2 separate regions of the Homo sapiens genome follow, and region 2 is linked to region 1. A link is an interaction called in ENCODE POLR2A ChIA-PET data of the cell type or tissue named here. Cell type or tissue: GM12878. All regions are shown on one strand. Links, peaks and the distances in the headings refer to the core of each region. The heading gives the core; the rest is flanking DNA.

Region 1 (5,392 bases), core at 99-5,098:
AATAGAAATAGATTCAGAGATTAATGAAGATAGATACTTAGAGCCAGAACTACAGTTAGAAACAGAGATATAGATTCAATGTTCTCTCTCTCCCAAGATAGACAGATAGCTAGATAGATAGCCGGAGGATATGAATACAATTTGGCAAGCTGATTCTTAAAAAGATGATCAAAGAGCCAAGAATAGCAGCCAAGATAATGTTAAATAAGAACAACGCAGATAAATGGTCATGCCAGAAATTCAGACTTACTTTCAAGTTAAACCGTTAAACAGTATACAACTCACACATCACAAGACAAACCAAAAAAAAAAAAAAAGAATAAAGAGTTCAGAAATAGGTCCATGCATCTACAGAAATTTTATGAAACCTTATTTCATCTGACAAATGTTTGTTGAATTTATACTATGTACAGCCATCTATTGAACTATTAAGACCCTTGGGATATATTTGTTTGCAAAATAGGTGCCTGTCCTCATGAAGCTGCCCATGTAGCCCAGAGGCAGTGAAAAATAATAAACAGAAGAAAGAAGTTAACTATATAGTCTGTCAATGTCAAATGGTATAGAGAAAGGGAAAAAGTAGATTAAGAGAGAGAAAGAATTGCCGAAGCTGTGGTAACGTTTGTTGCTTTTTACAATGTCATCGATAGTACAGATCTCTTTGGAAGGATAACATTCATGCAGTCTTGAGGACATAAAGAATTTAGCCCTGAAGAGAGTGTTGGGGTGGGAGGGATCCCAAGTGGAGAAAAAAAAAAAAAAACTGGTGGGACAGGCCTGAGGTGAGAGTGTACATGGCTTATTCAAAGAATGACAAGAAGGCCAGGATGGCTGGAGCAGTGAGGGAAACAGTGGCACAAGCAGACATCTAAGAGGTAATGGGGCAGAGGAGCATGTAAAAGGGCCCTGTAGAGCTTCCTGTAAGAATTTTAGATTTTACTCCCAATAAACAGTGAGCGACAGTGGGGTTTTAATCACCAAAGTGGCATGATCTGACGTTTCTTCAACTGTTGCTTTAGAAATAACCCTTAGAGGATTTAGGTAAAGCAGGAACATATTGTAGAAATGGTTGGAACCTAGATGTCTTCTGAAGGTAGAGCCAACAGGATTCCTTTACTAGTTGGATATCTGATTCAAGGGAAAGAGAAGCACCAGGGGCAACTCTAAGGGCTTGGATTGAGCAACTGAAATTGTGGACCTCCTACCACTGGGCCTAAGGAAAGACGCAGTTGCAGGAAGTTTAGGGTGGGAAGACAGAGGCACAGATCAGTTTGGTGAATGCCAAGTTTGCTTTGAACTGCAGTCATTAATACATAGATATTATTATATAGATACATGTTTATAGCTAAGAACCCCAATGAGCTTAACAGAGAAAAGGTACAGGAAAAAAAAGAAGAGGACCCATAACTGAGCTAGGAGCCCTCCAGTATTAAGAAGTGAGCCTGGAGAAATGACACAAGGAGAAAAAAAATTAAAAGGAAAAACAAAACAATGAGTTAGGAAAAGCCATCAGTATGGTGTACTTGAAGACAGATGAAAATGCAACAAAACAAAATACACATCTTCAATCGAGGGAACAGACAGTTATATCAAAACAAGGAAAAAAACAGACAAACAAAAACTGTGCTGATTGCCCTGAAAGATTTGATTTATCCACATAAAGATCATTGAAATGAGAGGTAAATATCCTGAATAGAGAGGACAGTGGAGGAATTAGGGAGACCAAGAGCAGGCAAAGCTTTTATGGAATGTGACTATAAAGGAGACAGAGATGTCACTGCAGATCTGGGAAAAATAAATTTATCAAGTTGTATTGGGAAAATTGTTTGTTCATATGGGGAATGGAAAATTTGCCTAAAGTCACATACCACAGATATGTTTTAGGCGGGTTAAAAACTAAAAGGTGAAGAAAGAAAAAAAAAAAACTATGAGCTTTTAGAAGATAGGATAATATTTTCTTGACTTCAGGTTATGAACAGATTACTTAAGACAAAAAAGGCTAATATAAAGTAAAATATTGGTAATTCAATTTACAAATAAAATTTGAACACTTGGATAGGTCACAAACTAGCAGATGTGTAACAAAACTGAAAACAAAATATCCAGCACATGTATAAAAAAATTCTTATGTGTCTATAACAAAAGGCCAAAATTTGATAGCAAATGGGAAAAATACTTGAATAGGTACTTTACAAAAGGGAAACTCTAAATGGCTAATAAATCAAAGAAAACTTACTCAACCTCATTATAAGTCAGAAAAATACATACCCATCAATTCTACCCATAGGTATATGCACTATATTTTTTGCATTTATATATGAAAACATAAGGACATAAATGTCAATAGCAAAAGCATTCATAATAGCCTGAAGCTGAAAATAACATACATACCAAATAACTATAGAATAAATATATCAATTAAGATATTCAATGACTTTGCATATGCTAAGGAAAATGAGCAAACCATACACGATAATGAGCTGAATATCACAAAAATTATATTTAGCAAAAAAGTCAAAAAAATATTCAAAGTAACTTCATTTTTAAAGTTCAAAAATAGACAAGAGTAAACTCTGTTGTTTAGAGATAGATACTGTATTAGTCCGTCCTCGTGCTGCCATAAAGACATACCTGGGACTGGGTAATTTATGGAGAAAAGAGGTTTAATTGACTCACAGTTGCTTAGGCTTCACAGAAAGCTGGCTGGGGAGGCCCCGGGAAACACACAATCATGGGGGAAGGTGGAGGGGAAGCAGGTACAATATTTACAAGGCTGAGCAGGAGAGAGAGAGTGAAAGGGGAAGTGCTTCACACTTTCAAGCAACTAGATCTCAGGAGAACTCACTCAGAATCATGAGCACAGCAAGGGGGAAATCCACCCCAGGATCCAATCACCTCCTACCAGCTACCTCCCTGAACACTGGGAATTACAATTCAACATGAGATTTAGGTGGGGACACAGAGCCAAACCATATTGACACATAAGATGTAAAACTATGAAAATAATAAAGGAAACTAGTCACCTATCAGCTAAATGACAGTACCTGATTCATTCAGGCCAAAATGTGAAAGTATTACTAACCACAGGTTCTTGGGCTCCTGTGCAATAGAAATGGACATGAGACCAAGCAAGTTTTCCAGACAAGGCTTTATTAAGGGCTTATGCTCGAACACAAGGGAGACAGCACTGGAATGACAGTTCTCTGGCTGGTTCCCCATGGCTAGGTCTTTGCTGTGTTTTAAGATGAGTGACGTGGATAATCATGAGGTATGGGAGGCTCTTTATACATGTGGAGTGGAGCACAGGATATGCAGGCACAGTGAGAAATTATGTGAACACATACATTGCATGATCAAAAAATGGTAGGTAAGCCCTTCCCTGGGTGGAGATTTTAGTATTATAATGAAGCAAGGGGTAAAGATCAGTCATTCTTCTGGTCTTAGGCACACGTGAGTGATAAGGTTAACTCCCTTGAATAAGATTTATGGTGGAATGCTGCTTAACTTAGTTTCTTCAAGTTATCCATCCAGTGGGTATCGTGCCAGTGGAGGTGGTGGTGCAAGGTCTGGAAGTTGGCAGGTACGGGAAAAAAATGTGATAGTAGGAGTGGGGGCCAAGCCCTGTCCTTACTGTGTCTCAGAAGTAGGTTATGTGTATTGATACAGTTCAGACACACATTCTGTCCCTGATATAATGAACTGATACAGTTCACAGACACATTCTATCCCTGATGTAATGAACTGATACAGTTCAGAGACACATTCTATCCCTGATATAATGAACGGATACAGTTCATAGACACATTCTATCCCTGATATAATGAACGGATACAGTTCAGACACACCTTATATCCCTGATATAATGAACTGATACAGTTCAGAGACACATTCTATCCCTGATATAATGAATGCATACAGTTCAGACACATTCTATCCCTGATATAATGAACGGATACAGTTCAGACACATTCTATCCCTCTTAGTGATGCTAAGCCTAAGAATCTAGGAGTATAGAAACTGTAGCAAAATCCCGTATAAATGGACTGCATAGACCACATGAGCTGTGTTTGGACTTCCCTGTGAATGAGATGGGTCACACCATAAGATGATAGATAGTATCAAAACTTTGCAAAGTTTATAATTAGTGCTACGGGGGGGGGGGGCGGGGGGGAAGTAAGACATTTTTTCCTTGCTCATCAAAAGGTTCGTGGTTGGTAACTTCTAACAAAAGACAGATTAGCAACAGAAAAGTATAGCAAATTTACTTAGTAGAAGTTTCATGAGGCATGCGAGCCTTAAAAGTATGATTAGAACATTTAAAAATATGATATAATGGAAATAAACTTAGGAGGAGGACTTAGTGAGGTTTGTTCAGATTCTTAGTGGCCTCCCCATGTGACATTTTTTTCCCTCTGGGCATTGGTCAGGGCCCCTCTGGAATAAGGGGCTTATTACCTTCTCTCAGAACAGGTAGGTCTGAGAATTCTTTTGTGGACAGCTCTCAGGGGAGAAGGGCAGAAAAAATCAGAAAGTGACCTTTCTACCTCTTCGGTTTTCTCAGTTTTCTTCAGCTTATTTAGTATGTCAAGTTTGCATCTGATGAAAAAGCTGAACACTGTAAAATATTTAAAGAGGTTTATTCTGAGCCAATATGAGTGACGATGGCCAGGGAAAAGCCTCAGAAGATCCTGAGAAAGTGTGCCCAGGGTAACTTCTGTCTCCCTAAAACTTAGGGAAAGAACTTGCAGGCAAAGTCATAAATCAATACATGTAAAATATACATTGTTCCAGCCTGAAAAAGCAGGACATGAAGTGGAAGGCTTATAAGTCATACGTGGATGCAAAGATTTTTCTGATTGGCAATTGGTTGAAAGAGTTAAACTAAAGACTTGAAGTCAGTAGAAAAAAATGTTTGAGTTAAGGTAAGGGAGTTTGTGGAAGCTAAGATTCTTGTTACATATATGAAGCCTCCATGTAGCTGGCTTCAGAAAGAATAGATGGTAAATGTCTCTTTTTGGACCTTAAAAGGTGTGAGCCTCACAGTTTATCTTTCCTAGATCTGGAAAAGGCCTAGCTGCACTAATGGCAGATGCAAAATTTCCCCCACAAAAGATAGCTTTGCAGGGCCATTTCGAAATCTGTCATATAAATATATTTTGTGGTAAAATATTTTTATTTCTTTCAGTGTCTACTATCTGTCATGTGATGCTATATGGGAGTCAGGTTGGAATTTGGTATCTTATTGTTTTGTCAGTCCTGTGATCTCTATTTTAATGTTAATTCCACAATGGAGGGAGTGCAACAAGGTGTGCCCAATCCCCCTTCCCTCATGGCCTGAAATTTACTTTTTCAGATTGCTCTCAGCTCCACTGGCCAAGAAGGGGGATCCATT
Region 2 (5,392 bases), core at 145-5,144, 230 kb before region 1:
AGTCACAACACAGCTCATGTGGTCCATGCAGTCCATTTATACGGGATTTTGCTAAAGTTTCTATACTCCTAGATTCTTAGGCTTAGCATCACTAAGAGGGATAGAATGTGTGTCTGAACTGTATCCGTTCATTATATCAGGGACAGAATGTGTGTCTGAACTGTATGCATTCATTATATCAGGGATAGAATGTGTGTCTGAACTGTATGCATTCATTATAACAGGGATAGAATGTGTCTCTGAACTGTATCAGTTCATTATATCAGGGATAGAATGTGTGTCGGAACTGTATCCGTTCATTATATCACGGATATGAGGTGTGTCTGAACTGTATGCATTCATTATATCAGGGATAGAATGTGTCTCTGAACTGTATCAGTTCATTATATCAGGGATTCAATGTGTGTCTGTGAACTGTATCCGTTTATTATATCAGGGATATGAGTTGTGTCTGAACTGTATCAGTTCATTATATCAGGGATACAATGTGTGTCTGTGAACTGTATCAGTTCATTATATCAGGGATATGAGGTGTGTCTGAACTGTATCAGTTCATTATATCAGGGATACAATGTGTGTCTGAACTGTATCAATACACATAACCTACTTCTGAAACACAGTAAGGACAGGGCTTGGCCCCCACTCCTACTATCACATTTTTTTTCCCGTACCTGCCAACTTCCAGACCTTGCACCACCACCTCCACTGGCACGATACCCACTGCATGGATAACTTGAAGAAACTAAGATAAGCAGCATTCCACCATAAATCTTATTCAAGGGAGTTAACCTTATCACTCACATGTGCATAAGACCAGAAGAATGACTGATCTTTACCCCTTGCTTCATTATAATACTAAAATCTCCACCCAGGGAAGGGCTTACCCACCATTTTTTGATCATGCAATGTATGTGTTCACATAATTTCTCACTGTGCCTGCATATCCTGTGCTCCACTCCACATGTATAAAGAGCCTCCCATACCTCATGATTATCCATGTCACTCATCTTAAAACACAGCAAAGGCCTAGCCATGGGGAACCAGCCAGAGAACTGTCATTCCAGTGCTGTCTCCCTTGTGTTCGAGCACAAGCCCTTAATAAAGCCTTGTCTGGAAAACTTGCTTGGTCTCATGTCCATTTCTATTGCACAGGAGCCCAAGAACCTGTGGTTAGTAATACTTTCACATTTTGGCCTGAATGAATCAGGTACTGTCTGTTTAGCTGATAGGTGACTAGTTTCCTTTATTATTTTCATAGTTTTACATCTTATGTATCAATATGGTTTGGCTCTGTGTCCCCACCTAAATCTCATGTTGAATTGTAATTCCCAGTGTTCAGGGAGGTAGCTGGTAGGAGGTGATTGGATCCTGGGGTGGATTTCCCCCTTGCTGTACTCATGATTCTGAGTGAGTTCTCCTGAGATCTAGTTGCTTGAAAGTGTGAAGCACTTCCCCTTTCACTCTCTCTCTCCTGCTCAGCCTTGTAAAGATTGTACCTGCTTCCCCTCCACCTTCCCCCATGATTGTGTGTTTCCCGGGGCCTCCCCAGCCATGCTTTCTGTAAAGCCTAAGCAACTGTGAGTCAATTAAACCTCTTTTCTCCATAAATTACCCAGTCCCAGGTATGTCTTTATGGCAGCATGAGGACGGACTAATACGGTATCTATCTGTAAACAACAGAGTTTACTCTTGCCTAATTTTGAACTTTAAAAATGAAGTTACTTTGAATATATTATTTTGACTTTTTTGCTAAATATAATTTTTGTGATATTCAGCTCATTATCTTGTATAGTTTGCTCATTTTCCTTAGCATATGCAATGTCATTGAATATCTTAATTGATATATTTATTCTATAGTTATTTGGTATGTATGTTATTTTCAGCTTGGGGCTATTATGAATGTTTTTGCTATTGACATTTATGTCCTTATGTTTTCATATATAAATGCAAAAAACATAGTGCATATACCTATGGGTAGAATTGATGGGTATATATTTTTCTGACTTATAATGAGGTTGAGTAACTTTTCTTTGATTTATCAGCCATTTAGAGTTTCTCTTTTGTAAAGTACCTATTCAAGTATTTTTCCCATTTGCTATCAAATTTTGGCCTTTTGTTATAGACACATAAGAATTTTTTTATACATGTGCTGGATATTTTGTTTTCAGTTTTGTTACACATCTGCTAGTTTGTGACCTATCCAAGTGTTTAAATTTTATTTATTTGTAAATTGAATTACCAACATTTTACTTTATATTAGTTCTTTTTGTGTCTTAACTAATCTGTTCACAAGCTGAAGTCAAGAAAATATTATCCTATCTTATCTTCTAAAAGCTCATAGTTTTTTTTTTTGTTTGTTTCTTCACCTTTTAGTTTTTAACCCGCCTAAAACATATCTGTGGTATGTGACTTTAGGCAAATTTTCCATTCCCCATATGAACAAACAATTTTCCCAATACAACTTGATAAATTTATTTTTCCCAGATCTGCAGTGACATCTCTGTCTCCTTTATAGTCACATTCCACAAAAGCTTTGCCTGCTCTTGGTCTCCCTAATTCCTCCACTGTCCTCTCTATTCAGGATATTTACCTCTCATTTCAATGATCTTTATGTGGATAAATCAAATCTTTCAGGGCCATCAGCACAGTTTTTGTTTGTCTGTTTTTTTCCTTGTTTTGATATAACTGTCTATTCCCTCGATTGAAGATGTGTGTTTTGTTTTGTTTTGTTGCATTTTCATCTGTCTTCAAGTACACCATACTGATGGCTTTTCCTAACTCATTGTTTTGTTTTTCCTTTTAATTTTTTTTCTCCTTGTGTCATTTCTCCAGGCCCACTTCTTAATACTGGAGGGCTCCTAGCTCAGTTATGGGTCCTCTTCTTTTTTTTCCTGTACCTTTTCTCTGTTAAGCTCATTGGGGTTCTTAGCTATAAACATGTATCTATATAATAATATCTATGTATTAATGACTGCAGTTCAAAGCAAACTTGGCATTCACCAAACTGATCTGTGCCTCTGTCTTCCCACCCTAAACTTCCTGCAACTGCGTCTTTCCTTAGGCCCACTGGTAGGAGGTCCATAATTTCAGTTGCTCAATCCAAGCCCTTAGAGTTGCCCCTGGTGCTTCTCTTTCCCTTGAAACTGACATCCAACTAGTAAAGGAATCCTGTTGGCTCTACCTTCAGAAGACACCTAGGTTCCAACCATTTCTACAATATGTTCCTGCTTTACCTAAATCCTCTAAGGGTTATTTCTAAAGCAGCAGTTGAAGAAACGTCAGATCATGCCACTTTGGTGATTAAAACCCCACTGCAGCTCACCGTTTATTGGGAGTAAAATCTAAAATTCTTACAGGAAGCTCTACAGGGCCCTTTTACATGCTCCTCTGCCCCATTGCCTCTTAGATGTCTGCTTGTGCCACTGTTTCCCTCACTGCTCTAGCCATCCTGGCCTTCTTGTCATTCTTTGAATAAGCCATGTACACTCTCACCTCAGGCCTGTCCTACCAGTTTTGTTTTGTTTTTTTTTCTCCACTTGGGATCCCTCCCACCCCAACACTCTCTTCAGGGCTAAATTCTTTATGTCCTCAAGACTGCATGAATGTTATCCTTCCAAAGAGATCTGTACTATCGATGACATTGTAAAAAGCAACAAACATTACCACAGCTTCAGCAATTCTTTCTCTCTCTTAATCTACTTTTTCCCTTTCTCTATACCATTTGACATTGACAGACTATATAGTTAACTTCTTTCTTCTGTTTGTTATTGTTCACTGCCTCTGGGCTACATGGGCAGCTTCATGAGGACAGGCACCTATTTTGCAAACAAATATATCCCAAGGGTCTTAATAGTTCAACAGATGGCTGTACATAGTATAAATTCGACAAACATTTGTCAGATGAAATAAGGTTTCATAAAATTTCTGTAGATACATGGACCTATTTCTGAACTCTTTATTCTTTTTTTTTTTTTTTTTGGTTTATTTGTCTTGTGATGTGTGAGTTGTATACTGTTTAACAGTTTAACTTTGAAAGTAAATCTGAATTTCTGGTATGACAATTTATCTGCATTGTTCTTATTTAACATTATCTTGGCTGCTATTCTTGGCTCTTTGATCATCATTTTAAGAATCAGCTTGCCAGATTGTATTCATATCCTCCGGCTATCTATCTAGCTATCTGTCTATCTTGGGAGAGAGAGAACATTGAATCTATATCTCTAACTGTAGTTCTGGCTCTAAGTATCTATCTTCATTAATCTCTGAATCTATTTCTATTTCTTCAGTATCTCAAACAATCAGTTCCTTTTTAAACTCCCTTTATTATTATGTTAAAGTATTTCAAGGTAAATAGCCAGTGTTTTGTCATTCTAGCCCCAACCATATTCCTATGCATCCATGAAAAGGGAGAACAGTGCACCAGTCTGCTCACACTGAGTCCTTCATAGGACTTACCTACAACACCCCAAAATCTCAGTGACTTACACAACAAATGTGTATGTCTCAACTTATAGAAGATACCATTCAAAAGAATTTCAAAATTATTTTTGAAATTCAAAAGAATTAAAATCACGAACTCAGAAAATTGTACAACAGAGTTCATAGCTCCATTATTTACGATAGCCAAAAGGTTGTGTCCATCAATAGACAAATAAATGAGCAAAATGTGATATATACAAACAATGTGATACTATTCTGCCTTCAAAAGGAATGAAACTCTGATATTTTCTGCCACATGGATGAACCCTGAAAATGAAGTGAAGTAAGTATAAAGGCAAATATTGTATGATTCTACTCATTTGAGGTACCCTGTTGGAGGCCGAAAGAGTGAGGGTCGTGATCAACTGAGTACCCCACTGGAGGCTGGGTGAGTAAGCAGCAAAACTGCTTCTCATAAATGCAGAATGTTGGCAAACTGACAAACTGCGTTTGCCACACAGAGGTTATGCTGAGGGCGGTCACGCCCCAGGCACAAGTGTTTCTTGTTATTAGGTACGTCTGAAAGTCTGATAGCAATGATGTGAACCTGTAATCAATCAAGTAGCTGACCAATTGTGACATCCTCCTCCCTGCTCTTTCTACCCAATAAATACGGAGGGCTGAGAAGCTCGGGCGGCTGCCTTTACTGACTAGCAGCTGGGATCTCTCTTCTTCCCCTAAGCGAGCCTTTCCTTAAAACCATTTTCTTCTGTCTTTTGTTACTATTTCTACGTTCATTTCTTCATTCAGTCCTGTAATGATGGTCTCAAGTAGTAATTGTACAAGTCTGTCACAAGTGGTGCCTGAACAGGGGCATCTAGGGACAAGTATAGACCTGAAGAGGCCTGGAGGGATAAATAGATTAGCAGGGATAGAGAGAAAGAGTATAGGTAGGGAAAGACAGGAACTTGCA

Evidence for each region. Peaks named below come from ENCODE experiments on the same cell type or tissue, not always from the same donor. Only the 100,000 strongest peaks of a DNase experiment are listed, where the experiment ranks them.
Region 2: POLR2A ChIA-PET joins it to region 1 with 6 read pairs; 1 of 35 experiments calls an interaction of 5 or more read pairs at or near these places.

What each region holds. Positions count from the first base shown.
Region 1 is chr1:248,660,884-248,666,275 of GRCh38, forward strand. No RefSeq gene overlaps it. Among named protein-coding and RNA genes, the nearest start is that of OR2T27, 8.1 kb to the left of the region's middle. In GM12878, for the core only: no CTCF peak of the experiment used is centred there; a DNase peak (open chromatin) is centred at 2,751.
Region 2 is chr1:248,426,865-248,432,256 of GRCh38, forward strand. No RefSeq gene overlaps it. Among named protein-coding and RNA genes, the nearest start is that of OR2T2, 16 kb to the right of the region's middle. In GM12878, for the core only: no CTCF peak of the experiment used is centred there; no DNase peak of the experiment used is centred there; H3K27ac peaks cover 1,002 bases.